Linked DNA regions of Homo sapiens: all the other regions are linked to region 7. The links are chromatin loops, found by intact Hi-C in ENCODE. Cell type or tissue: mammary epithelial cell. All regions are shown on one strand.

Evidence for each region. A loop is a pair of places that touch in the nucleus more often than their neighbours do. Peaks named below come from ENCODE experiments on the same cell type or tissue, not always from the same donor. Only the 100,000 strongest peaks of a DNase experiment are listed, where the experiment ranks them.
Region 1: it touches region 7 in a loop (6-fold over the local background); 33 of 110 quality-filtered maps call a loop at or near these places.
Region 2: it touches region 7 in a loop (4-fold over the local background); 8 of 110 quality-filtered maps call a loop at or near these places.
Region 3: it touches region 7 in a loop (17-fold over the local background); 69 of 110 quality-filtered maps call a loop at or near these places.
Region 4: it touches region 7 in a loop (14-fold over the local background); 15 of 110 quality-filtered maps call a loop at or near these places.
Region 5: a loop joins it to region 7, with 4 times the contacts of the local background. A loop is called at or near these places in 4 of 110 quality-filtered maps.
Region 6: a loop joins it to region 7, with 2.9 times the contacts of the local background. A loop is called at or near these places in 3 of 110 quality-filtered maps.

Annotation. Positions count from the first base shown.
Region 1 is chr6:39,978,999-39,982,998 of GRCh38, forward strand. It overlaps LOC102723789 (a long non-coding RNA gene), which reads left to right. Exons shown (of 6, transcript XR_001744112.1): 6 at 1,094-1,343. Among named protein-coding and RNA genes, the nearest start is that of MOCS1, 47 kb to the left of the region's middle. In mammary epithelial cell, a CTCF peak has its summit at 2,256 (motif pointing right); no DNase peak of the experiment used is centred here.
Region 2 is chr6:40,548,291-40,552,290 of GRCh38, forward strand. The region is part of intron 1 of LRFN2 (leucine rich repeat and fibronectin type III domain containing 2); the gene reads right to left. Among named protein-coding and RNA genes, the nearest start is that of LRFN2, 37 kb to the right of the region's middle. In mammary epithelial cell, a CTCF peak has its summit at 2,174 (motif pointing right); no DNase peak of the experiment used is centred here.
Region 3 is chr6:40,892,735-40,896,734 of GRCh38, forward strand. The region is part of intron 2 of LOC101929555 (a long non-coding RNA gene); the gene reads right to left. Among named protein-coding and RNA genes, the nearest start is that of UNC5CL, 140 kb to the right of the region's middle. In mammary epithelial cell, a CTCF peak has its summit at 2,349; no DNase peak of the experiment used is centred here.
Region 4 is chr6:40,327,146-40,331,145 of GRCh38, forward strand. No RefSeq gene overlaps it. Among named protein-coding and RNA genes, the nearest start is that of LINC00951, 27 kb to the right of the region's middle. RefSeq lists enhancers at 2,542-3,180, 3,181-3,819. In mammary epithelial cell, a CTCF peak has its summit at 1,702 (motif pointing right); a DNase peak (open chromatin) is centred at 1,696.
Region 5 is chr6:40,843,604-40,847,603 of GRCh38, forward strand. No RefSeq gene overlaps it. Among named protein-coding and RNA genes, the nearest start is that of UNC5CL, 190 kb to the right of the region's middle. In mammary epithelial cell, a CTCF peak has its summit at 2,214 (motif pointing left); no DNase peak of the experiment used is centred here.
Region 6 is chr6:40,822,225-40,826,224 of GRCh38, forward strand. It overlaps LOC105375053 (a long non-coding RNA gene), which reads right to left and starts at 3,119. Exons shown (of 3, transcript XR_926790.3): 1 at 2,859-3,119. In mammary epithelial cell, a CTCF peak has its summit at 2,279 (motif pointing left); no DNase peak of the experiment used is centred here.
Region 7 is chr6:41,026,432-41,030,431 of GRCh38, forward strand. It overlaps UNC5CL (unc-5 family C-terminal like), which reads right to left. Exons shown (of 9, transcript NM_173561.3): 8 at 3,957-4,000; 9 at 464-2,164. The coding sequence ends at 1,942. Among named protein-coding and RNA genes, the nearest start is that of UNC5CL, 11 kb to the right of the region's middle. RefSeq lists enhancers at 1,278-1,347, 1,418-1,617 and a silencer at 1,758-1,867. In mammary epithelial cell, a CTCF peak has its summit at 1,734 (motif pointing left); DNase peaks (open chromatin) are centred at 1,470 and 1,710; H3K4me3 peaks cover 1,364 bases; H3K27ac peaks cover 317 bases.

The sequences.
Region 1 (4,000 bases), 1.0 Mb before region 7:
TAAATGAAGAAACCCTATTTCCACCAGACTCTGGGGACACAGTTTTATTCTGGTTCCTTGTATTTCCCAAATGCTGCAATGAGAACATGTTATTCTTATGCCCTGTTCCTGTCACAGTCAATGCTTCCCCTCCATTCATTGCCACAGGGGACACCTCCCTTCCTCTTACAGGATCCTGGGCAATGCAAATCAGGCCACCTGAGGGAGATAGAAAACCTTGCCTGATGTTGCCCAAAAACTGGTGGCAGGATCAAGATGCGGCCACTTTATTGGTTATAATAGCAGGTTCAACTAGATTTCCTCAAATTCTCAATTTCTGATACTAAGATTTTAGACTTATTCTAAATGTCTCTGCAGGACTTATTTTTGAATTTGCACTTTCCAGTTTCTGCTATTTCTTTTCAACTACTAAATAGCTTCCTCCTTCATTGTTCCTAGAGTTTTGCATAGAAGATCCAGATTAACCCTCTAGGTATCTCCCCATAACCTTGACATTCTCTGTTCAGTTCTACTCAGCAAGCTCTTATTGCATGCCTACTCTGTGCTAGGGCCTGTGCTGGGTGCATGAAGTCTGCAACTTAGCAATGTTTAACACAGGCACCATGATGCAAGTAGAGAACTGAAATCCAGGCCTTCTTCTCTGTGGACCCGAGCCATTGCCTCCTCTCAGGCCAGCTCAAGTCTTGCCTCTGCAGAAGCCATTCAACTCCCTCTTTTTTTACGTTCTTTCCCAGGAGATGGGTGGAAAAGACAAGCCCAGCCTCTCAGAAAAACAGGGTGAAATCTTCAGCCAACAAGAGAATAAACATAATCTTTGGCAATCTTGCAAAATTCATGACCAAAAATAGACCCAAAGCAAAACAAACACATCCCTTTACTCTTTCACTCCTGACAATTAAAAGGAGACCAAATCAGTCTATTTCAATAATTTTGATTCCATATTACACGAAAGACAGGAAGTCATGTCCACCAAGTGACCTGAAAAATATGGACACTTTCTACTTTTTCATGGAGTTTTCACTGTATTCTTTTTGTTTCTATCTCTTTCTCCCTTCTGCCCACTCTTCCTTCCCCTCCCATCCTCCTCCCTCAGTTCTGTTCCAGGCTGAACATAGCATACAGCAAGTGGATGATGTCCAAGGCAATTCCTGGGTCTAGAAATCCATCAAGAATGATGCCTGGAGTCCAGATCAGAGGATCCTGAATCATCTGCCCTTTTCTCAAAGTGAGGAACAAAGCAGTGAGACTTGGCTCTCTAGTTGTTTTTCTCCTACCCAGCCTCAAACCTGGCCATGTCTCAGAATTAAGCACTGGAAAAGAGAAGAAGCACAACTCACTTTGGTGGAACTTCATCCAAAGTTGCAATAGAAATATTGTTCTTCTGACCCTAGGTTTGAAAAAAGTGGATAGAAGTTGGGGTATAGAAATAAGTAGAATTAGAAGTAGGGATGATTTTCTCCAATAGAAATATTTCATCAGCCTTTGGACTGTAGAGCAGAAAACTTTTGTCTTCATAGAACATTGAATATGTAAGAGAGCCAGTTGATGACAACTGCTGATAGTGAGGGGAGACGGTAGGGGCAGGGGGTGGGGATGATGTCCTGGTAATGGTAATAGCCAATACCCTTGACAATGACACTAGTAGCTCAGACACTAGAGGACATCTGGTGATGGTGGCCTTTTCAGCATAGATAACAATGTCCCCAGTATCTTACATGGGCTTTGGTATCTCATTAAGCAAGGAGCTGTAATATTTAGAGATGAATGCCAAAAGAACACATCATTCCAGTGAGTGAACATATAGTTGATAAAAAAATAAACATGGCATACATTACAGTCACCCAGATGACTGGAGTTGTCAACTGGCACTGACAATTTCTAAAATCACTAGGGAGGAATATGAGGGGGCTGAAGGCCACTCAAAATAGACAGTGAAAGATCCAGAGGAATGCCATGTTTGGACACTATTGCCATCCTATGTTTATACCAAGATGACGAACAGAGCCAGGAAGCACGGATGTACTGTTTTAGATGAAGGCCACAGAGGCTGATATGTGAGCACTGCTTGCAGGTTACAAAGCCTTATTCCCATGTAGGGAACTATGTTCATGTGCATGGCAGTGGAAGACTGGGGTCAAAGAGACAGTCACTGAGAGACCAAGCAGAGAATGGGACATTTCTGTCTTTTATAGAAGCTGTGCAGTGGGTGGCGGGGAAGAGGGGTGTTGATCCTGTGAGATGATTTCCAAAGGTTCCCACTAGGTGGAAGTGTTGGTTAGTACATGAGTCAGCAAAGGTTTCTCAATGAACCAATTTTTTTTTTTTTTTTTTTTTTTTTTTAAGGGCTGAATGGGAAATGCCACTGTCACAGATAAGAAGATGGGGGTGGGGAGTAAGGGGTAGGGTTGGTGGTCAGGGAGGCAGTAACTTGGTTCAAGATCACCAAGGAATAGCACTGTCCCATCCTCCCTTGCCTCAGACTTCTAAGGACAAGGCAATGAGCTCAGATTCTGCTTCCAGTTATTTTTAACTTCTAATCTCTACTTCTACCACTGAAAACAAGAAGTGCCAGTCTAAGACCTATTAGTTGTTTTGATGGAATAGAGAGGTTAAGGGTCTTAGACGGTAAACCCTGTGGCTCCCCATCGCCTGTGAGATAAAGTTGAAATGCCGTAACATGGCTTGTGAGACATTTTCCTGCTGCAGAATTTCCTTACTTTTACTAGTCTGTTACTTGAAGCTCCTTAAATTCTCCCATGATGCTTTTTGGGTTCTGAAAACCTATGCCTTTAATAGGTATTGCTTCTTTGGGAAGCATCACCTGACCTATTTATGGAGATTTGATCACCGTTGACTTTGTGGCATTCCTTTACCTAATCTGTACTGTGAAGGATTTAGGTCAGAGGTTGTATGATGGCCAGGGACCCAGAACCACCACACATCTTCTCTACTAAATCAGTCAGGACTCTGTTGCTTGTGACAGAAATCCAATTAAGTCTACCCTAGACAAAAAGGAAATGTTTTTGGCCTCAGGGAGGGCATGGGTACAGCTGGGAAAGACTGGATGAGTGACAGTTATATTTTCTGGAACATTCTCACCGATTTTTCTATTGCTTTGAATGTCAAATTCTTTCTTTCTTGTGAAAGACTGACTCTCTCTGGTGGGAGATGGGGTCCTGGCTGCTTTATGCTCATCTCTTACCAACTTCACTACAGGAAAGGTAAAGGCTCTTTACAACCAGAATTCAGTTTAACAAGGACTGACACTGGCAAAAGATGAGCATATGCTCAAAGCAGGGCCAATCATTACTGTTGCTCTGATTGGCTTATCTTGGGCCACTTGCCCACCCTATAGAGTGTGATTGACAATCTCACTCAAACTGCATGATTAAAGTCAGAATAGAGTTTTTCAAAAGGAAAGTGCTCTTACCAAAAGAAAAAGTTTTTCTTTTCACTGGGTAAAGAATAGTGGATGTCTAGTCTTCTGCTCCCCAAAGAGACATTTATAAAAAATGAAGTCAGAACTCAAAGTGTCTCTTTATTACTTGACAGATCAGTGTCTTAGTCCATTTTGTATTGCCATAAAAGAATACTATGGATTAGGTAACTAGGAAAAGAAACTCATTTCTTATAGTTCTAGAGGCTGGGAAGTCCAAGATTGAGGGTTTGCATTTGATGAGGGTCTCCTTGTTACATACCATGCCAGAAGGCATCACATGGAAAGAGAGGAAGAGAAGAGGGCAGAACTCATCATTTTATCAGAAACTCACTCTGATAATGGAATTAGTTTATTCATGAGGGAAAAGCCCTGAGGACCTAGTCACCTCTGTTTATACCCCACCTCCCAACACTGTTGCATTGGTGATTAAGTTTCCAACACATGAACTTTGAGGGATATATTCAAACCACAGCAGTCAGTGACATGTAACCTTCAATACAGAGCTCTGAATTAAACACAAGGCTGGGGTTTGAGGTTTTGGCACAGATTGCTACCTACCCT
Region 2 (4,000 bases), 480 kb before region 7:
ATTAGCTGGACATGGTGGTGGGCACCTGTAATTCCAGTTACTTGGGAGGCAGAGGCAGAAGAATCACTTGAACCTGGGAGGCGGAGGTTGCAGTGAGCAGAGATCGTGCCATTGCACTCCAGCTTGGGTGACACAACGAGACTCCATCTCAAAAAAAAAATGAAAAAAGAAAAATAGTACCTACCTTACAAGTTATTTTGAGGCTCCAATGCACATTGCAGGACTCAATAAATGAAAGCCATCAGCACTTTAGCATTGCAGTTACATCAGGAGTATGTACAGCTATTATCCCAAAAGCTCTAATTTTGACTTGGGGAGCTATGTGGTCCTGGAAGGTTGAGGCTCCAACCAATGCATTTTAATTCTGGAGGCCACAGTGATTGAGAGGAATATATAGCCTAAACAGGTCCTATCAGAGTGAAGCTCAGAATTCCTTCCAAGACTGTTGGGAGAATGTATTCTCTCTCCCTTTAGATGCTCTGCCCTATGAACATGCAGCCTACATCTGCTAGAGCTGCTATAGCCATCTTGCTACCATGAGGAGGAAGGCCAGCCTAAGGACAAAACCAGTTCACAGAGCACAGGGAAATGAAGCTGAATTCTGACAAACCCATACTTGAGGTCCACACCACTTGGTTACACAAGCCAATAAAATTCATTTTTAAAAGTTAGATCAAACTGGGTTTTTGCCTACTTGTAATCAGTTTCAACCGGTGAATTGAGAATTTGGTAACAGAATTGGGATGCGGAAATAATTGACCCTATGATGTCAGCAGGGTAGACATTACCAAGCCAATGGGGTGGGACAACAAGCAACAAAGATGTTGCCATTCAGGACCTCCAGGCACACTGTGCCTTGAACAGCTCAGAGCCATCAATGACATTGGTAGTCACAACAGATTTGTATGTTTGCAATACAGTTTTCTAGCAAAATGACAGTCAAGTGACTTGAGAAAGAGAGGAGGTTTTTTCTAATTTGCGCCAAGATGTCAACTGGGCTAGTAGCAAGCTCTCATGCCCCTAATCTGGTGAATTGGCAAAACTTGTCATGCAGTGACAAGGAGGGTGGTTAAACTGCTGCTTCATTTTCCTTTGGTCTCAGGCTATGTACCTGATAAAGCTATGGAAGACAAGAAATTTTAGGATATTGGAATAAATTGATTACTTCATATGGCTTTCAACAAAAAGTAAGGTCCTACAACAAAAAGACAACCTTTGGTTCAAAGTGGCCCATTGAGAGAAAAGAGAGAAAAAAAATGGCTTTGCTATTGTGAGGTTATTGCTGTGGCCTATAATCCAAATTTCCTGAGATTATGATAATCTGGAGTCTGGTAGGGATGGAAAAGTGATGCTATTGTATGTGAGCAAAGATAGGTGGTGGGAACCACAGTGAAACATAAGATTGGGCTCACCAGGAAGTGTGAATCCCCAGACCATGCACAAACAACTGTTGAAATAATCCCTCTGCCAGGAGTGGTGGCTCACACCTGTAATCCCAGCACTTTGGGAGGCCGAGGCAGGCGGATCACCTGAGGTAAGGAGTTCAAAACCAGCCTGGCCAACATGGCAAAAAAACCCATCTCTACTAAAAATACAAAAATTAGCCAGGCATGGTGGTGCTTGCCTGTAGCTACCTGGGAGGCTGAAGCAGGAGATTCGCTTGAACCCAGGAGGCGGAGGTTGCAGTGAGCTGAGATTGTGCCATTGCACTCCAGCCTGGGCAAGAGAGAAAGACTCCGTCTCAAAATAAAAAATAAAAATAAAAATAAATAAACTCTCTTACTCTCTTTCTGGCAGTGAGGACAATTACTTCTGTTGTGAGGGTGCAGCTGCGGCACAGCCAGTAAGCAAACGGCAGTGGTAATGCCCTATCCTAAGGCAAAGAGGACCCCCTAGGAGGTACAGCCCAATATGGAGGCCGAAGCTATGAAATGAAGGGCTAGGGTATGAGCAGAGCAAGCAGCTCTGTTGCTAGGAGACAATGCTCAGACTTAAGACTGACTCAGCAGTATCTCTTGCTGCAGTTATTGGCACATGATATTGACTGGGAAGTGTACGGACTGGTAATCTAACGTCTTTAGAGAGAGTCACATTGTCAAGCCTGGCTGGCAATGGCCTTTGATTGCTCAAACCTTAAGACATACTTCAAGTTCCCATCCTCATCCAGTAGGGGGCATCCGTCAAAGTAGCACAGAAGAGAGGCCTTCTCTAATATTCATCTCAGAGGAGTCCAGAGAAGACAATGGACAAGAAAGAACTTTCCACCCCAGACTAGCTAACCAAAGAAAGCATGCACTGCCAGAAGAAGGTACCGGGGACCACAGACCAGTGGCCACAATGTGGCTTTCCAATTTTACTATTTTCCAAATGGGAGTGGTATAGTTTTGTTTGCTTTTTTTTGCAATTTTCATATTCTTTCTCCACTGGTGTATATTGGGTGTGTTGAGGTGTAAACAGCTTACCATTTAACAAGTCAGTGCCTAGGCCATAAAGAGTTCTATCTGGAGAGGATGAAGAGGACTCACAGTGTTGAGAGATGCTGGACAGGGAGTTGTAGGCAGAAACTAAGTAAAACTCCACAGCGTCTCCCCGCGGGCATGGGGTGAGTATATCATATGTAGATGGAGTATTTTTAAATGTGCATATGTAGTACAAGAGTATGTGTTGGCAGCCAAAGAGGTGGACTGCAGTGGATGGGAGTCGTTGCCTTCAAGAGATGCGTCATAAAATCTCCAGATGTCGGTGTAGGGCCTCCTGTGAGTCTGGGTAAACCAACGCAAGGATGGATGAGGTTCATGACACTAGGCTAATCAGTGACAGTCCATGACCCTGGCCACAGAGACTAGTCCAGAGGAACATGTGATCCAAGTCAGTCCACTGGGGGTGACTCTTAGGGACAAAGCGCTTAGGGGCAGGGATTTACAGAAGGTCCACTGCATTCCGGGCACTATTCTGGGCAATGGCAGATACTTCAATGAGCAACTGAGGTAGGGTCTCTGTCCTTCAGGAACTCACATTCTTCAAGAAAGCAGGGTATATAGACATGAGGCCAGGGAGGACGTCAGCTCGAGGAGGACAAAGCCAGTACACAGAAGACAGAATATAGAGCCAATGAGAAATGGAGCCCAAGGCCTGCTCAAGCTTCTCCTGAAGCCCACATCACCACTGGACTTTTCAAATACATGAACCAAATAAATACCCTTGATCGTTTCAACTAGTTGAGTTGGTTTTTCTATTATCTGTTGTAACATTTATCTCTTGAGTTTAATTAATTCATTTGGATTTAATCATAGCAGCTAACCTGATGGCAGGGAGTAGATAGTGATTGATAACTATGTGTCAAATGAATACACAAAGGTGAACACCATCAAGCATCTGAGTAGAAAGTGGCTGTTGAGGATTGATTCCGGGATAGAACTACACAGGACATGATGCTAAGATCATACACTAGCAGTGAACCTAGCAACGCACAGTGATTGAAGAATTCACTGAACATTCTTAATAAGAACAGCAGAAATTTTTATAAATATAATTACTCTGATCTGCTCTGACATACCAACATGATAGAATCAAATGTTAAGAAAGATCAGCGGTAGAAGGAAGGAAGATTCAAGCCTATCAAGTCCAATTCACCCATTTCACTGTTGAGGAAACTGAAGCCCAAAGAAAAAAAAAGACCTACCCAAGTCACACAGATACAAAAATCCATTTATACAAAATCCTCGTGTGTTATACAAGTTATACAAGGTGAGAGGCACACTTATTCCCACACCAGGGGCTATGTCTTTTTGTTTCATTCTCTAACACCGTGGTTCTCAAAGTGTGGTCTTCAATCTGCAGCTCCATTCTGCAAATTCGCAGGTCCCACTCCAAAACCTGCTGAATTAGAAACTCTGAAGTGAGCCCAGGAATCCTTGTTTTACTAAGTCCTCCAGGTGATTCTGATGCATTCCCAAGCTTGAAAACCACTGTTCTAGAACAGTGGTTCTCAAATCTTAAT
Region 3 (4,000 bases), 130 kb before region 7:
GTGGCTGAGGCTCACACACATGCAACTAGCCACCATCATCAAGGCTGCCAGGCCATCCTCAGGATGGGGGTCCAGCCCTGCAGTGAGGCTGTCTGCCCCTCCTTCCCACTTCTTCACATATTTAACTCAAATGACGCTTACAGAAAGCAACCCGAGACTGTGTCAGCACAGGGCTACCGTTACAGAAGAAGACATCGCAGTTTACCTGTGACAATGAAGAGTAGGTGAACTCTGTGGCATTTAACTAGATGGTTGTATTAAACAGATCATATCACTTTTTTCCAATTATTTAGACTTTTTAAGCAGTGAGCAGGAACTGGATGGTGGCAGAATTCCTGAGGTGCCCACAGGCAGCCTCGCTTCTGGTTATAGAGGAACTAGGAAGCCCAACTGGAGGACTTAGATCCTTTGTGTGTGTGCCGGGCCCACCAGCCAGATGCCAGGCTCCTGAGCTCCCGCCACGCCCTTCATCTCTGTGTCCTCAGCGCCTGCCATAGGCAATGCTCTCACAGTGCCTGCCGAACCAATGGAGGAATAAATGGAGAGATGACATGAGTGCTGCTTTGTGACCCCACCCCAGAACAGTGCCAGGAACACAGGAGAAAGTGAATTGAGGATGGTCAAGATGATTACATTTCACCCATCCTAGTCCCACCCGTTTCAGGGGTCTCCTCTCTGCTTCCTAAGGTGAGAGCCAACCAACCAATCAGGGAAGGGAAGGAGGCTTAGGTGTCAGGGGCTGAGAAAATGTCACCATTACCCTTTTAAGGCAACAGACTACCATGCTTCAACAGGTCCATTATGCGGAGGCAAGCTTTGCTGGGCCGGGCATAGTTTGGACAGTTTTCAAATCATAGGGTGACTGCCTGCCTGGATTGAGCACAGATCTGGCCCTCCTGCAGGATTCCCAGCCCTTGGGCAAGGAGAACGATGGGAAGCAGGCCTTTGGGGGCTTCTCTGTTCCAATAACGATGCAACAGTAACTACTAACATCCAACTGGCCCTCTCGGGCATAAGACGCTGTCATATACGTTCTTTCTTTTGCCTCTCATTGCACCCTGGAGGGAGACAGACAGTGTGGATTGCCCCAAAGGTCCTGCAAGAAGTAAGAGCCAAGACCAGGTTTGAGCTCTGGTTTTCTGAATCCACATTCTCAGCTTCCTTCCCCACTCCACTGAGCTCCCCAGTAACAGTGTGGAGTTCAGAGCAGGAGGAACCGTCAGTGATCATTGATTGTGAGCTCATGATTGCACAGTGGGGGCCCAGGAGGGAATGGGGCCTCCTGCACCTACACCCACCCTTCACACACCAGGCCACCTATGCCTATTTTCCCAGGGGTTTTTGGTCTCTTGAGATTCTGTCCTGCTATCACCATTTTACTTTCTAGACTGTGTTTCCTCTTCACCTCTAAGACAGCTGAGGCGGTTTACAGCTGTTTACTAGCAGTCAGATAGAGGAGGAACTTAAGTGGAATATAAACTATTGAATTAAATTATCCTCTTCAAATGCCACCTGGTACTCACTCTACCTGAGAATTTCAATCAATGCTGGTAACTTCCTGCTCTCTAATGGAATGCACCAGACAAGTTTTTTTGCCTGCCATTTGAGCTGGGCTGCTGCTATGGCAGATGCTGTTACAGGGGACAGAGATGTTCGTGTAGACCGGCATGACAATGCGTCACCTGAAAGCATAGCTTTCTTGAGCTCCCAGCAGTGCCATTAGCAGGTTGGGAAATGGCTTCACTCCTCAAGCCTGGGTGTTAGAGGCAACCACAGGTGGGTCAGTGAGGCCCTCCAGGAGATGGGGGGTGGAGTTCTGTACTTCAGGACACCTTTTAAAGACTCAAGGAAACAGTGGTGTGGGAGAGGAAGAGTAGTGGGGAAGGAAGACAGATTCCCTCCTAGCACCAAAAAATATGGGTAAAGCTCATAACCATACATACAACACCCACTAATTACAAGTCAAAGGGATGGAACGTTGTGCCCTCCGTATTTATAAAACAGAATGTCCCTGGGCTGGGAGTTCCTGGGTTCAAGTCCTGGTTCCAACATTTATTAGCCATGCTGTCAGAAGCAGGTCTCTTCTCTGAGGCTCCATTTCCCTTTTCTGTAAAATAGCTTCCCTGCCTACATTATGGGGAATGCAAAAGCGTTTTTGACAACTTCCAAGTGCTGTACAATTGTGAGTTACGATATATTGGGCGGTGGGAGGGGCCCTTTGAGAGATATCCCTCCGGACCCCCACAGACCTCTTAATCGGCCTTTGGGTCAGGTGAAGCGGGGCCAAGGCCATTTGTATCTTGGAAGGAGGGCTCCTCTGGGACGGCCATCCTGGAAGTGACCTCTGGGAGGCAGCAGAGGAGGTGCTACGGAGCCGCCACAACTGGAGTTCACAGTCCCGGGATCCTCAGGGGACAGGGAAGGGGAAGGAAGCATTGAGACTGAGTTACTGGCACTGTTTCATAGATAGGGAAGTCAATGTGGGAGTTCCACAGGGCCTGCTGGGCCCGCGGTTGTGGGTCACCACCACAAAGCTGTGCCCTGATGCCATTCCTTCCCCAGGGCTTGGGCCTCTTCCTTTCTGCCCTGACCCTGGAAACATGATCCTTCCAAGTTCACTCATCAGCAAAATTTTCCATCCTCAGAACGGGTTTTCCGGACAGGACAAAATATGCTTTTAAGACCTTCTTCTCAAGGGCAATAGAAACTTCCTTACTTACGGCACAAGGAAAAACGAGGCAAAAATAATTACTGAGTGCCTACTATGCGTCAGCATTGTGCCAGCCAGTTTATGCACACTAATCTCATTTACACCACATAGTAACTGGCTGAAGTGAGTTAGCCCATTTTACAGATGAGGAAACTGAGGCACAGGGAGTTAAATAACTTTGACAGGATCACACAGGTGGGTAAGTGATAAAGCAGGGACTCAAACCCAGAGTTCTCTGACTCCAATATGCATGTTCTTTCTACCATGCTAATTACATAAACATGACAGAATGGTCAAGGAGGCAGAGCAGACTCCACAAAGACAAAATGACAAAATATTTGTCATTTCTTCATGCTAGAAACATTTGAATTGCTAAGAAACAGCAAAGATACAGAATAGTTGTAGGACCCAGACTTGGAGTTCTTCATACTAGTTTCCGCCTCCATTTTGGATCTCTCTATAACCAGCTTCCTGTGGCCAGTCTGTTCTTCATTGAGAATCCTTTTGCTTTTGTTTCTGTGATGTTGCCTTTGTTGAGAGTCCTAACGGAGCTCTTCCCAAGATAGCTCTCTGCTTATCTTTCACACCCTGGTCTATGCTTGCTCCCTTAACTCTTGGCAAGCCCATGCTCCTCCAGGTTTTTTTTCACTAGCAAAATTATTTTCCCTTCTTCCTTCAAAACATGATGCTAGAGCTCCAATCTTGAGCTGGGTGCTAGAAAAGGACCTCAGGGCGATAGTGATTACCAGTTAGCAAGCACTTGCTACTGGACAGGATTCATATATGCTGAATGTTCGCATGCAGTATCTCATGTAATTGTCTGAACATCCTTAGGGTAGGTGTTAGTATCTCTGTTTGATGGATTGGGTAGCTGAGGCCCAGAGTCACTGAGTAAGCTGCCCAACATCACACAGACAGCCAGTTCTCAATCTCAGCTCTGTGTGGCCCAGAACCTGTGGCATCAACCCCACCCACAGGGGATGGTCAGGAAGATAAACTGCTTCCCCATCCTCTCTACTGTGGATCTTGATTCTTACTATAAGTTAATATAGATTCTCAATATAATTTAATATACCAAATAGCTGACAGTGGGACTCTGCTGGGAAGAAGAGAAATATGTAATACGTCTGCTAGGATCCTCAGTCCATTTGAAGAGACTAACACATGAAGTGCACTCCATGACCTCCCTTGGGTCCTGGGACATTCTCGTGTGTTCCTTCCCACCTCCCTAATGTTCCCTTTGATCTCCTCCTCAAGCTGCCCTGTTAATGCTGGTGTTCTATAGGGATC
Region 4 (4,000 bases), 700 kb before region 7:
AAAGGTTTAAGTTAGACTCCAGGAAGTGAAACTTGATGAAGGCTTCTGGTGAACTAAGTACTTCCCTTGGCTGCCCCCCTGCTCAGGAGGCCCTGGTAGACCCCTCCCTTGTCCCACAAGGGGCCAGGCATGAGGATGACTGGAAATGTGAAGTCCTAGAGGGCTGTAAAGGCAGGAACTATCTGATACTGTCCCTGGGTCATATGACAAGCAAGGAAAGAGTGTGAGCAGGGTCTGTCTGCTCTGGTTTCTGGGCCTGATGCAGGGGCTGGAGCAGATGACTTCTGTGGGTGGGGATTCCTCACATGGCATGAGGAAACAGTGATGTTTCAGGAATTGGATACTTTTCACATTTCCTCTAGGTTATCTCCCATATGGCTATATCCCTAGGAAATGTCTCACATCAGTTAAGGCAGTTGATGCATTCTAACTATGACCCTGGGATCAGCTTTAGGAAAGGGGTCGCCAAGGATTGACGGAGCCTAATGCATCCCAGGATGTCAGAACTAAAAGGATTGTGGCAGATTATCCAATCCAACCTCCCAACCCTTTGCAAGTGAAGACACTGAGCTCTGGGGAGCTTTCAGAAATTAGAACATCAGTGGTGAAATCAGCAGCATACCCAGGTCCCTGGATGTCTGACCCAGTGTTCCTCCAACCAGCTCATGTTTGACTCTCAAAGTGAGAGCCACGAGGCCAGGGAAGAGGTCAGGATGAACACAGAAGGATAGAGGCCTGGAAAGGGGTGATGGGGCCAGAAATGGGGAAGGGGCAGGAAGGAAAAGAGAAAAGAAAGCTTTCCCTCTCTTGGGCTGGGTGGTGAGAGGAGCCAGGCAAGATTTTCTGTTGTTTTAGAGAGAGCTAAGGGTAGAGGGCTGGTGTGGGAGGCAGGGCTGCTGAGGGGGGCCTCTCATGGGGGGCTCCTTTGGGGTCAGCACTTTCCTAGCTGGCTGGCTTCATCCACCCACCTTCCCTAGATTTCCCCACTTCCTACATTCTCACCTGCCCCTTCCGCCAGTTAATCTCTGAAACCACAGGAAGAGTGGGGTTCTGGGGGCAGATAGAGGAGGTACTGTGAACGGGGTGTGATGTCCTAGAGATGTCACCTGGAAACAGATGTGTATACCCCAGAGGATGCCTGAGCCCCCTCCAGGTCCCTCACCAACATCTCAAAGCACAAAATGGTATCCAGTGTGCTGAAGACCTACTCACGGTAAGGGCTGGAGCAGAGAGGAGGATCAAGAGGCTTCCAAGTATGCGTTCCCTGCCGGAGAAAGCCGGTCTGGTTTCCCTCGCTGGAGGGCCTCTCGATTCTCAGGCTTCCATCAATGTGTGAGCAGGAGCCTTGCACCAATGTCCCTCTCCCAGGTCACACACCTCTAGGACCTCTGCGTCCATCCTCCTGCCTAAGCATTTCCCTGACGCACCTCCAAGTGGCGTCCTCCTCTCCACAAGGGAGCAGTCTCTGGGCTTCCTCCAACTTTTCTCATGCTTTTAAGCTAAGCCACAGCCCCTCACTGGGATCTATGGAAGAAGGACCACTCCTAGCTGTGCTGGGGAAACTGCCAATGCAGTGATCTCCCCACTCCTCTACTTGTTCCTAGAGACCCTCCTCTATCTTATCTAGCTCACCGGCCCACCTGTCCTCTCCTCCCTTTCTTCCGTAAGGATGCTGCAGCCACCCCTGCACCTGGCCGCAAGAGGGCACCATGCCCTCACTGCCACCCCAGCTCTCCAGCCCACTCCTACCTCTGCCTTCCTTATAGTCCTGCCAGATCGCACTTGGCAGAAAGGAGCCAACTAGGAAATCCCAGGATAATCTAAGAGGTTTATGTCAAAAGGTTTACAAGGGAAAAGGTAGGTAAAAATAAGTGCCTGGCACTCTGCCAGCTGCTGGGGATTCAAAGGTGAATAAGACCCCTACCTGCCCACTTCTTAGTCTCAAAGAGGAGACAGGTAATTACTGTGCAGTAGGTGAGCCCAGGAGGGTAGAGAAATGCAGCCTGCTGATGTAACAGCCAAGAGGGGCTCCCTGCCCCCAACTTCACCAGGGGCTCAGGGAAGATTCCTAGAGGATTCCTGAAAGGTGAGTAGGAAGCAGCAGGTGAGGGAGACAAGGGCAAATCAGGAGGCAGGAACAGCAAGCCCGGGAGTGGGATCAGCATGAGCAGAGGTTGGGAGGCATGAAAGATTTAGAGTGGAACATAGGGTAAGTTGACTTTGTCATATTCCAGGCACCAGGTTCTGTTCCTCTCCTTTCCTGGTCTGAGGAATGCCCAACTGTGGGAGCTTTCAGTGCTACCCTAAGAAGCCTAGCAGAGTTCCCAGGCCCTCCTGCAGCCCTGCCCTCCTCCTTTTCTCTGGGGAGGAGCGGAGTGTCCGGGCTTGGGCGAAGGTGCTATCACTCAGTCCTCATGGTGTTCCCTGGATGGTGACCTCCTGATTCAGGTTGTTATTATTCCCATTTTGCTGATGAGAAACCAGGGGCTCAGGAAGATGGAGGAACCTGCGCAGGACTGCGTGGCAGAGCTAAGCCCCTCAGCCAGGGCTTCTGCCCCCAGCCCCTGTGGCCTGTGCTGCTTAGAAGGGACCGTATGGAAATCCCTCTCTCCCCATGTGGTCCAGAAGGCTGACACTAGCCATTTGAAGCAGATTTTTTTTTAATGGAGGCTTTCCAATTACAAAAGTAATAAATACTCATTATTTTAAAAATCAAACAATATAGAAATTCACAATATTCACAATATTGAAAGTAAAAGTATCTTATAATCCCACCTCTCTCTCCCCAAGGTAACTACTCTTAACAGTTTGATATGTATTTTTCTAGACTTTCCCATGGGTTTGCAAATATGATTGTACATTTTTAAAAAATGAAATTATGCTTTGCTGCAATTTGCTTTCTTCAACTTAACAGTCAGTCTTGAACTGTTCACATGCATGCATACTGATCTATAAAGTGGGGCTTCTTGTGATTCCCACTTATTGCTGAGGAAGCCAGGCTTCCTCAGGGAAGGTAAGCTTCCCCAACCACACAGCTCAGGAGGGACAGACTTACCAGCCCAGCCTGTCAAGATCTGGGGCAGCCAGTGGGGAGCTACACCCACCCACTCACTGCTTTTTCTCCCAGCAGCCTTCTCACTGTCCTCAGCTGCTAGGAATTTTTAGGAATGGATTTCTGTGTCATTTCTAATAGATCAGGAATATCCTAGCAAGACAGATTGTCAGAGCCTGTTGGGTGGTAAATCCAGGCTCATCCCTCTTGTATGCAGATCATTCCTTTTCCCCAGGAAGGAAGCTCTGGGTAGCAGCTCCCTGGGGGTGGGAGGTGGGGGCGGAATGAAGCAGCACAGGGCCGCTGACCCACCAGCCTCCTGAAATAGCCAAATATCCGGGCTGGTGAAGGCAAGTGCCACGAAATTCAGCCAGTAGCATCCCTTCACCTCTTGATCCTCAATGTGTGGTCTCAGGAGTAGCAGCCCTGGCATCCCTGGGGAGCTGGTTAGAAATGCAAAATCTCAGCCCACAGGCCAGACCCACTGAATCAGAATCAGCATTTTAACAAGATCCCTGGGGGAGTCCTATGCATAGTAAAGTATGAGTAGCTGGGGTTAGGCAGTATTCTGGTTCCTATAAAGCCAGCCCATGGCTTCTTTCCAGAAGTTTAGTTGATGAATTTGGTATTAGAAACTTAATAAGAGCTAGCAGTTACATGTAAGTTTCTATGTGCCAAGCAACATTGCAAGTGTCTTACTTATATGAACTCATTTAATCCTTACAAGGATGCTATGAGTTGAGGTATTATGATTATCCTGCTTTTACAGATGAAGAAACTGAGGTGCAGAAAATTTGCTTAATTTGCCTGAGGTCACATGCTAACCAGAGGGTGATCTGGGGCTTAAACTCAGGTCCTCCAGGATCTTAACCACCACAGCACACTGCCCTGCAAGTAGATGCACCCATCTGGCATGGAGCAGTTTTGACAGGTATCTCCAAGGTGGCA
Region 5 (4,000 bases), 180 kb before region 7:
ACAGAAAAGCTTATCCCATATATTTCCTCTTTGTCCTTTATCACTTAAGCTACAGAGATGATACCATTGGTTGAAATATTTCCAGGAAATGCTTGTTCACACATTAAATTCCTTAATACACAGTGATTGGACAAATTGCTCAAATCTACTAGAAGAAGGAAACTTTTTGAAATTACTAACACTTCCCATCCACTAATTTCTTTTTTAAAAAAATTACACCAAATGGGAGTGTTCTTTCCCAGGCAGTCACTAAAAATCATTGTCAGTGGTGAGAGTTGTTTCTGATAGACTTTTTGTGTATGGAAACTCAAAGGAGGCAGAAGAGACAGAGGCATTATGAGATGGGCCATGTGAAATACAAGATCATGTGAAATGATTGGGGAATCCAGAGAATGGAACCTTGGCTCAGGAGATCCTCTGGCTGGAAAAGGAGGACTGGAAGGGGGTCATGGAGCAGGCTTGGGGAAAAACGGGCTGGCCTCAGATCTTCTGTTACCACTACCCCTTCTCAAAATTATTTTCAGGGAATATTTTCATGCTGTCCTAAGTCATTTGGTAGACTTTGTTACTCAAAGGTTCATAGCATCTGAAGAACTGACAATATTTTGAGTATTTTACCAACGTATATATTTCTCCCCACCTTGAGAGACAATTGAAGGCTGACAAAAAGAGTTATTTACATCTATCTCTCTCTTGTCCTTTCTCATCTCCCTTTAACTTTCCTTCATTTCACAAGTGAAGGCCCATACTACCAGGCTGGTAGGGAAGACAGGAAAAGAGTATGCCTACAAGCCTCACAGGAAATGGAGAACAGCAGGAGGAGCTAGCACCAGCACCGTTTATGACTGCACAATGCACTGCTACATAACAGATGTTTAAAAATTCCTTGAGTCCCTAAGGCCTAAGATCATAAAAGAAGAGATCACAGAGAAATAACAAAGTATATAATACCATGATTATATGGTGCCAACAAAGCCAGAGTTTGCAAAAAAGAAGAGTGGCCAATAGATAAAATAAAGCAGAGTGAGCACTGGGGACTATGAGAATTGATTGGATTTTACCATTAGGATATTATTGATGACCGTAGCAAGGATGGTTTTATGGAGTTATTAGGGACTGAAAGCTAGATTGTACTGAGATACAGTAGAATAAAGACAAGTGGAAGCTAAGCAGCGAGCACCAAGTTTGAGAATAAAAATGTTGGTAACTTCAAGAGGAGGCTCAAAGGTGGTTTTTGAGAAAAATGAGCAATGTCTGTAGGCTGAGGGTGGGAATATGGAAAGGGGATGTTAAAGCTATCAAGGAAGCTGGGTTAATGGAGCAAGATTGCAGAGGAAGAAGTGAGGAAGGGTACAGTGGAAGGATTGGCCTAGGGTACTGAAGGAAGGAGGATGAGAGTCTGTGGGAATCCCAGTGGAGTTTGGATGAGTAATTGCTGCAGTTCTCTCAGCATCTCTGGGAGAGCACAGCCCAGCCTGGGCTTGGAGGGCTGTGGTATATCAGGGGCAAAGTTTCCATGAAAGCTTAAAAAGTAGGAGATTTTGACAACGGAGGGAGGATTTGGGAAAGCAGGTGGGGGAAGGAAGGGTTCATTATAACAGAAGCCAAGGCAATAAGCACCTGAGAGAAAAAAGCAGATAATGAAAGGAAAAAGAAAACTGCTACATTTTTTCATGTGGAAATTGATGGTTATAAAAATAAAATCAGAAATCACTGACCTACAAAATTCAACTTCAGTGTGAGTCCCTGTGGTGGCAGAACTTTCAAGGTGGTAACTGTGGTGGATTTATGGAGGAGTTGGTGTGGGCCTTTGTCTTGCTGAGTTAAAGGCAGATATCTTGGGTGTGCACAGCAACAGAGAGGGCTCTGATCTTTCTCCATGGAGAGACGTCTTAATGTATAGGGAGTAGGGAGGGCCCTGGTCTGGTCCCAGCAGGGACTGTCTTGCAGTGAACAGACACACTAGGTATTAAGTAGATCAAAGAAAGATGATGTGAAAGTCTAGGAAGTTTTTAGGGGAAAGAGTCAAGCTTAGACTGCATATTAAGAAGATAAGGTAGTTTCTGGCAGGAGGCTTTGGACATGGATGTGGTGGGAGAGGAGGGAGAGAGGAGACCGTCCTACTAGAGGGTGCCTGTGGGAGAAGGGAGGCTGAGGTCCAGGAGACCTGTAAGTTACAAATTTTGTGTCTTCTGCGCCTCCTTGTGGTCAGCCATTTCCACTCCCAGCTCAGCTCTCAACTTTTCTCCTCACTGGTTTCTGTCTAAATGCCTCAGCATGGTCTCTGAGGTCTCTTGAATAGTCAGCTTCCAAATGGCTCTGCCTTCCCAACAGCCTCCTTCCTGTAGTAAGCATGCCAGTATCGCCCAGTGAGTAGATAACTTTCTCATCGCCTCACCTGGTTCATATATTTGGGTGTTATGGCCACTTGGTGCACCTCCTCTTTCTCTCTCCAGCCTTCCCAGATGAGCACCTCTCTGTTCTCACTGAGTCCTGGGGAAACTGGTCAACAGCTTGATCTTGGGTATCTATAAGACATCATTGCTGGGTTGGATTTGGCTAATTAGTGGCTGCGTGGTCTAGGTAAGTTAATTAACTCACTCATCTTGGGTTAAGGATGTAGTCACATAACATACAGATATGTCTGACACTCATAGTAAGTGCCTAGTCAGTGTTAGCTACTCTTACTACTAATGCATCCTTTGTCAGAATCCAACTCCAGGCAGACTTAGGAAAGCCTGCAAGTTAACCAGGGTCCTAACTATCATACCAAGATGCCATGCTAGCCGCCTACATGCCTAACAGATGCATCCCTTTTTCAGTATCCATTGCTTGCACTTCAGACCTTTGCCAGAGCCCTCCAACTCCAAATGTTCTCTCCAGAGTTCCGCAAAATTCAGTGGACATAATTGGGGAGGCAGAGGAGAGGCATTCTAGGCAGTACTTACACCGATTGCATGTACCTTGGAGGATGAAAATGACATCTAAATATTCATTCTTCCAAAAGCTACATTCTAGAATTGCAATATTTTAGCTTCAGGTGAAGGTGCTTTCTCAGAACTAGTTTGTTATTATGTCCTAATCCCATTAAAATTGAGATTAGGCCAAAAAAAACATTTTTGTAAATGCCTTGACATCATTTTTGTACCATCTAAAGAGAGCCAAAAGTGGCTTTTAGAGTTATTGCTACCTCTCTCAATTCATTGGTAGGCTTCTAGCTATTACATAATAAGAGAAAATGGAAGAAATGGAAGAAAATACCATTCATTAAGCCACTGAATAAAGTCACCTCTGAAAGTTGCCCTCCAGTGCTTGGCATCACAGAGGCTCCACTTATATAATAACTTCCTTTGGGTATATACCCAGTTATAGGATTGCTGGGTCAAATGGTATTTAAATGGTATATAATGGTATTATAAATCATTCTACTATAAAGACACATGTGCATGTATGTTTATTGCAGCACTATTTACAATAGCAAAGACTTGGAACCTACCAAGATGCCCATCAGTGATAGACTGGATAAAGAAAATGTGGCACATATATGCCATGGAATACTATGCAGCCATAAAAAATGATGAGTTCATGTCCTTTGCAGGGACATAGATGAAGCTGGAAATCATTATTCTCAGCAAACTATCACGAGGACAGAAAACCAAACCCCGCATATTCTCACTCATAGGTGGGAATTGAACAATGAGATCACTTGGACACAGGGAAGGGAACATCACACACTGGGGCCTGTCGGGGGGTGGAGGGCTAGGGGAGGGAGAGCGTTAGGAGAAATACCTAATGTAGATGATGAGTTTATGGGTGCAGCAAAACACCACGGCAAGTGTATACCTATGTAACAAACCTGCACATTCTGCACATGTACCCCAGGACTTAAAGTATAATAAAAAAGAAAACTTTCTTACTCTCCTCCTTCTCTTATCATCCTCCATCCTTCCCACTCGTACTCCCTCCCAGTGTGCAAATCTTAAAGAGACCAGCACCATTA
Region 6 (4,000 bases), 200 kb before region 7:
ATTGTCCAAGTTTATAAGGTTTGTTTTCATTAAAGCTCTCAGAGATGGCACAAGTTCTTTCTATGAGTAAAAACTTTCTGCTCAAATAGACCACTGGATATTTCATATTCATGCATGTGAAGGAGTACTACTCCTAAATCTGCATCTTATAGCCATTATAAAAGGTTCCCAAGATACTCTTGGCTGACAGCTCCCTACATTGCAACTATGTGGATTAAATCACAGAGTAGTCTGATACTAGCGTGAAGAGCAAATCTCCTATGATACTATGCTAATCCCAGGAATGATCTGCCCTAGTTGGTATTTAATAAAGTGGTCCTTTTCTTTTATTATGGCAGCTTTTCTCTAGTACCTAATAGTGAATCTTTTGTGTCTCAAATATTTAGCTTCAACTATCCCAAGACAATAATTCACTGAGTTTTAGGACAGAGACAGAAGTAAGTGAAGATGGTCTAAGCATTCTTCAAAGCTGTTATCTGAAGTTGCTGCTGCACTCTCCATGCAGGAAATGTAATAATATAATGACTCAGCTAATGACTGAGTACCCACCATAAAGATTCCTCAGGTCAGGCAGCATTTAAACACGCCAGAGCATTATTTAAGGGGAGGGATCGAGGATTAGGCAAAGCAGATTGCATGATGATGTATTTAAGCTCTGTGCAAAAACATATGCATCCATCTAATTCTTATTGCTCTACGTGGCAGAAAATGACCTACAGACACATCGAACACCATGGCTACATAAACAGTAAGCAGAGAGCATGTATGAAGATATAGGTGCCTTTCAGTCAGGATGAGGTCAGGAAAAGAGACTCAGCATCAGTTTGTTAACAGAAGAAATTTCACAAAAGGAATTAGATAACAGATACTGGAGAGCTGAAAAGGCAAAGGCGACCACTGCAGCGACACCCTCCAGGCCAGGAGAATAAAGGGGGCAAGGATGGGGTTTTTAGAAGCTCAGGGAAAGGTGCTGATGTCTCAGCAGCTCTGAAGAGGGTCAGATGCCATTGAGGCTGTTGATGGTGTCTGGGTGACTTGGACGAGGGTCCCTGCATGCCAGGCTCAGGCATCAAAGTAACAGGCACTGACTGGCTGGGCAGGTGGCTCTAAGAGAGCATAGTGAGTCTAGTTCTGGAAGTATGAAAAGAACTGGAACCAACTGCCACCACTTGGGGCAAACAGTTGCTTGGGTGAGAAGCAACTGTTTATTATAGGAACCAAACTCAAAACAGAAAAGAATAAGCCCCTCCTCAACCTACAGAATGGGAAAAATTTTTGCAATCTACCCTCTGACAAAGGGCTAATATCCAGAATCTACAAAGAACTTAAACAAAGTTACAAGAAAGAAACAAACAACCCCATCAAAAAGTGGGCAAAGGATATGAACAGACACTTCTCAAAAGAAGACATCTATGCAGCCAACAGACACATGAAAAAATGCTCATTATCACTGGTCATCAGAGAAATGCAAATCAAAACCACGATGAAGTATCATCCCATGCCAGTTAGAATGGCAATCACTAAAAAGTCAGGAAACAACAGATGTTGGAGAGGATGTGGAGAAACAGGAATGCTTTTACACTGTTGGTGGGAGTGTAAACTAGCTCAACCATTGTGGAAGACAGTGTGGCAATTCCTCAAGGATCTAGAACTAGAATTACCTTTTGACCCAGCAATCCCATTACTGGGTATATACCCAAAGGACTATAAATCATGCTACTATAAAGACACATGCACACGTATGTTTATTGCGGCACTATTCACAATAGCAAAGACTTGGAACCAACCCAAACGTCCATCAATGATAGACTGGATAAAGAAAATGTGGCACATACACACCGTGGAATACTATGCAGCCACAAAAAAGGATGAGTTCATGTCCTTTGCAGGGACATGGATGAAGCTGGAAACCATCATTCTCAGCAAACTATTACAAGGACAGAAAGCCAAACACCGCATATTCTCACTCATAGGTGGGAATTGAACAATGAGAACACTTGGACACAGGGAGGGGAACATCACATACCGGAGCCTGTTGTGGGGTGAGGAGCTGGGGGAGAGATAGCATTAGGAGAAATACCTAACGTAAATGATGAGCTGATGGGTGCAGCAAACCAACATGGCCCATGTATACCTATGTATCAAACCTGCACGTTGTGCACATGTGCCCTAGAACTTAAAGTACAAAAAAAAAAAAAAAAAAAAAAAAAAAAGAATAAGCCCGTCCTGACGGCATGAGCCTCCTTCCAGTCTCCCTCTAGTGCCCCCTAGTGACAGAATTTGAGAAGGATCTGGCAAAGGAGGGCTGGACCTGGTAAGGTCCCAACGCAGTGTGACACAGCAGGATATATAGGAAGAGGTCAGGAGGTAAGGAGCAAAGGCTTAATAACCCAAACAAGATGCACATGCACCTTATAATCCCGTCTACATGCAGGGAGGAAGGTAAAGCAGTAAACTAGGTTACTGTGTTCTGTGTATCACCCTTACTTAAATTTGGAATAACCCTAGGGGCTTTCTTAAATCAAAGTCTTAAATTTGTTTTGCCCATCCAGTGTTTCTAAATCAGATTTTTTTTAACTGTTCCTTCAGTTATATACCAAAAGTATCTCTACAAATTGATGTTAGGAACTTTCTGAGCCCTAAATCAATATAGTAAGAGAATCATTTCTGGGTAGAATGAAAAAGAAATTTTCAGACTGGGTTCATGCTTATATTCTATACGAAGCCTAGCCCTGCTTTTCCAAAGAAGTAGTGACACATATGGAAATGACAACCAGCAAGACCCAAGTCTGACAAGGAGGCTGAATTGCCCCTTTAGAATTATCATTTCTGCCACCTCCCAGCACTTTACCACTTACCTAAAAGAAGACAAAATAATAGACTCTTTTGCTTCCAGTACCTATAATGTACATTTCCAGGTTTGTTTTGGAGTACAGCTGTGAAATCCTTCAGCACTGACATAATTCTCTTCCCTCCAATTGTGAAGTGTTCTTTGAGCAATGTAATTGTTCCCCACTGCAATTCTTACAGCAGCGTGTCAGCATGCCAATCACTTCTTCTTCTTCCAGTTCTGATTCTTCCAGTTCCCTGCTGTGTTAACACCCAGAATGAGTCCTTCCAGCTGTTGAAAGATGTCAGCATATTTATATGAACTACTTTATGTTTCCTGGGGAAATGTTCTAAAAGAAAAGAGATCTTGGCCGGTATGCTTGTGATTCTGCAGAGATGTGACTTGGCTTGCATTTATATTTTCTTTGGGGTCAGTAATAGTATTAAGTATTTCAAATGGCACATGTGACTACACAGTGTCACTTTATCTTAACTGAGCTTTGGTCATCTGTATTCCATTCAATTAGACTACACATATCACTCAGATATCTCTTCTGGAAATGAGAAAATTTGTCTTGTGGTAGGTTCTCCCAGGAAAACCTTGAAGATATCATTTATTGCAATGTTGCTGGACAGCACAAACTCATGGAACTTTTTCTGACATTTCAAATTTCTCTTTATCTTATGTTTGCATAACATTTCTTGAAGATTTCTGAAGGTACCCACAATCTGAGTGTTACACATTTTTCTTTCACTGAAAAGGGAGTTTCTTCAAGATTCTATTTTTTTGTTTTTTTGTTTTTTTGTTTTTTTTTTTTTTGAGACAGTCTCACTCTGTCACACCTAGGCCAGAGTGCAGTGGCAGGATCTCAGCTCACTGCTATCTCCACCTCCCAGCTTCAAGCGATTCTCCTGCCTCAGCCACCTGAGTAGCTGGGATTACAGGCAGGCACCATGACACCCAGCTTATTTTTGTATTTTTAGTAGAGATGGGGTTTCACCATGTTGGCCAGGCTGGTCTCGAACTCCCGACCTCGGGTGATCCACCCACCTTGGCCTCCCAAAGTGCTGGGATTACAGGTGTGAGCCACTGTGCCCAGCCTCTTCAAGATTCTTGATAGGAATTGTTAAACCTCCTGTTACAGGCTGGATTGTATCTCCAAAAAGATGT
Region 7 (4,000 bases):
TGCAACTCCAGTAGATGTGAAACTCTTAAAATGATTTTTTCCAGGGTAGGAAGGAACACAATGATGTCTTTGGCTAAACAGTGCCGGGCTACTGCACAGTTCAATCCTGAGCTAAGTGAAGGGGGAAAAGTCCGGGGCACTAATCTGGCGTGACTGGCAGCACCCGATGGGGTAAGGAGGACAGATGAGAAGGGTAGGAGAGGACTGGTGGGGATAGGGGAACAGGGAAGGGATGGAAAGGCCTGCTTCTGAAGGCTTGCATCTAACAGAAAAGGAAGGGAACCTCCCTGACTTACCATGCGGGACCCAGGTAATTTTCATACTGGAAGCACAATCTACAAAATGCTTCCCTCCAACCCATCCCCATAGGTACAATTTTACCAAATAAAATCATTCATACTCACATCCAAATTTGCCAATCTGAGCAAAATATAGTTAGTAACAAAGGAAGGCAATTTTCATATTTTATCATTCATCATAGAAAAAAAGCTTTAATATTTTTTAATTAAATACAGAAGAAAATTGTGTTGCCAGAGAGATTGTTTGCCTGCCTTTGAACAAATTAACAACACCTGTTTGCAAACAAAAGAATTTCCAGAATGGAGTCAAACCCTTTATTCTCTGTTCAGGACCCAGCCCATTCATGTCTTTTGTATACAGTATCAAACACATAGTAGGTGCTGAATAAGTATCTGCTGACTGAATGGGGTGCCTCTTTTATCCCTATCCTTTATTTCCCAACCCTAAACTGGATCTTGATCCATGGGGAAAATATCCCCACCCATCCATTCCTAGAGTAGCCCTGTCTCTTTCAACAGTCTTTGATACATAACATTGGTTTAGAGACATATGCCTGAAGGGAAAAGAGGGAGGGTTTCAGGCAGAGAAAGAAACACACAAAGACAGGGCACAGAGACTAGGCAGAAACAAAAAGATCTAAGACAGAGAGAGAGAGTAACTGAAACACAGGTGCAGAGCGGGAACAACTGTGGGAGACAGGGACAGAAAAACCAAGTCAGAGAAACTTAAAACGCACACCATTGGAGATAAAGAGATAAAAGGGCTGGGCCAGAATGATCATCTTGAAGTTTCTACTCAGCTTTAATGTTTTCTGATAGAGAAAATGGCAGAGAGAGAGGAAGACACGGCCTAAGCAGGAGGATAAAGAGACAAAGGAAGTTAGTAGAGGCAGAGGCAGCCAGCCAGGCGTGCCTAGCCGGGAAGCCTGGTCCTACCCCGGCCTCACACCCACGGGGATGGGCTCCCATGCCCACTTTCGGCTCCTACCTTAAGTCCAGCCACCCTCTTCCCCTACCCGCCCCTAAAGATCTCCAAACCACTCGGCAAATCAAATCCTCTCTCCCCAACATCCTCCGTGAAGCATTCTCGCTGCTCCAGCCCGCACTCAGCTCTTCCCCTCTCAACTCCTAAAGCCACACCCACCTCCCCTAACCACAGGGCAGGGCTGTTTTCGAGTTTGCCCTTGGCTCCTATGAGCACATCTTGACTCCTGCAAAAGAACTGTGTGCTTGTCAGGGCTCCAGACCCTACCTCCTATATTCCAGTATTCTTCATGACACCAGCCCAATGCCCGGTCTTCCTAAGTGCTCAGTGAATACTTTAGGGCCTGACCGGCCCTAAAGTGCACGCGGGGACCGTGGCCGTCCCCTGGTCAGTTTGGCAGGCTGGCCACGCTGAGGCCATCTCCTGGGCTCCTGCGCCCTCTGCCGGCCAGGAGGGGACCCGCACGCGGGACAGCTCGCGGCCGGAAGGGCGCGCCTGCTGCTGGGAGGCTGGCGAGGACGCGGGCGGCCCTGGCACCGTCCGAGGGTTCTGGGAAGGGTGGTGGGCACAGCCAGGAACAGCTGCTGTGTTCCTCTTAGGCGTAGGAGAACAACCCCTCTCGCCCCTACACCTCCTCCGGCCCTGCCCGCTGGGCGCTCAGAGCTTCTCGTCCAGCTCCAGGCCCTGGTTATCCCGGGCGCCCCCGCGCTCGGGGCCTGGGCTGCCGCCGTGTGTCCCACTCAGGTAGTTCTGGATGGCGGAGGCGCAGTCTAGCCGCTCCATGACGGTCATGAGGTAGTGCAGCTCCTGCAGGCTGCCGTTCTGCTCCTCAAACAACTCCAGGATGGCCGCTGCGGGGCTGCGCTGGCAGGACAGGAACCTGGCCCGAGGTAGGGGAGGAAGAGAAGGGTGTAGGAGCAGGGAGGGGCTCCCCCCCTGCTGCAGGCTCCCTGGGCTGCGCAGCGCAAGGTCCGTCCCTTCCCCATCCTGTAGCTTTTGTCCTTGTCCTGCTCTTGCCTGCCTTCCAGGGCACAGGAGGTGGGAAGCCCCAGGGCTTTGAAACTTGAGATTGTCCTGGCTTGGAGGCCAACTCTGACCCCTACTCCTCTCTAGGCTTCAGTTTCCTCTTATTAAGATGAGGGCTTAGACAAGAGGACCTCTAAGTTTGCTACAGTTCTGATGTTCTGTAATTGCCTTCTCTACCTCCCCCACTCCAAATACACCCCTAGCCTCCCCCTAGCCTCCTAACTCCCTCCTTCCTCCCTCTCTCCTAGGCCACAACATCCTGCTCACTACTAAGGAAACAGTTGCTGTAAACCATGGCTTTTTATCACGACTCTCCCGTCCACTAAAACCTTCCAGAGTCTCTCACCTCCTAACCAGCCCACGCTCCATGAGCCTTTCTGGCTCATCCAGCACCTGGCCTTGCCCTGTCTTTATGCTTTCTCTCCTTTCTCCCATCCTGAACCCCCTTAGCTCAGGCCTCTCTCTTTCTCGCCTTGCACACACTACACCCACAGCCACCTCTGCTACTCCCCAAAACAAAATGGCTGATCTCTTCCCCATCACTTCCTCCCTGAAGCCCTTTCTAGTTCACCCCTCCCAGGTGGAAGAGAACATTCTGCATCCCTCAGTTCAGACTTCTGGTCATAACGCCCGCAGTTCATTATTATTCTTGCTTCAGCTGTTTTCTGTCTCTCTTCAATGTGTTATACAATACTGGATTCTTACAGGAAGGCACAAGGAACACTTGCCTTTATTTTTCAAGCTCTCTGAACCCTTTACTAGTGTGTGCGCTCCTAGGCGCCGGGACCATGCCTCATTCATCTTGTATCATAGTGCTTAGCACAGTTTCCAGGGCATAATAGGTACTTGATAAATGTTTAAATGAATGATTTAAAAATCCACCCTGTAGTTTGCAGACCAGCCTGGCCAACCTGGTGAAACCCCGTCTGTACTAAAAATAAAAAATTAGCTGGACATGGTGGCGTGTGCCTGTAATCCCAGCTACTCGGGAGGCTGAGGCAGGAGAATTACTTGAACCCGGGAGATGGAGGTTGCAGTGAGCCAAGATTGCGCCATTGCACTCCAGCCTGGGCGACAGAGCAAGACTCCGTCTCAAATAATGATAATAATAATAAATAAAAATCCACCCTGTTTTCAGGGTCCAGCTCTAGCCCCATCACCAGGATAAAGTCTTCCCTGACCGCTGCACTCATAGTGTAGTTTCTGGAGCTTAGCTCAGTATTCTCCTGCTTTCTGAGTTCCTTGACAGGGATCATGACTGCACTGTCACCATTATTGATAACATTTATTGAATTAACAAGTGTCAGGCACCCAGCTACATGCTTTACACACATTATCCTATAATCTGTCTTGCTCCTCCTCAGGGCATAGCATGGCAAGCACTCAACATGTACCAAATAACTTCCATGTTAATGGATTCACTGTTAAATGTTAATTGAGCACCTACTATGCACCAGGCATCATTCTAGGTACTGATGATACAGTGATTAATAGAGCTGCCCTTTTATGGGAAATAGGGTGGACAGTAGCCATTCTCTGACTTTTAAGTCACTCCCTTGCCTGTGATCCAGTCTCCAGAGTGTCCTGAGGAACCCCATTCCAGCCCACCCTCCTCTACCATCCACAGACCTCACCCCTCTTCCTACCGGATCTTCATGCCGCAAAGCCCCAGGTGGGAGGCCAGTCTGCG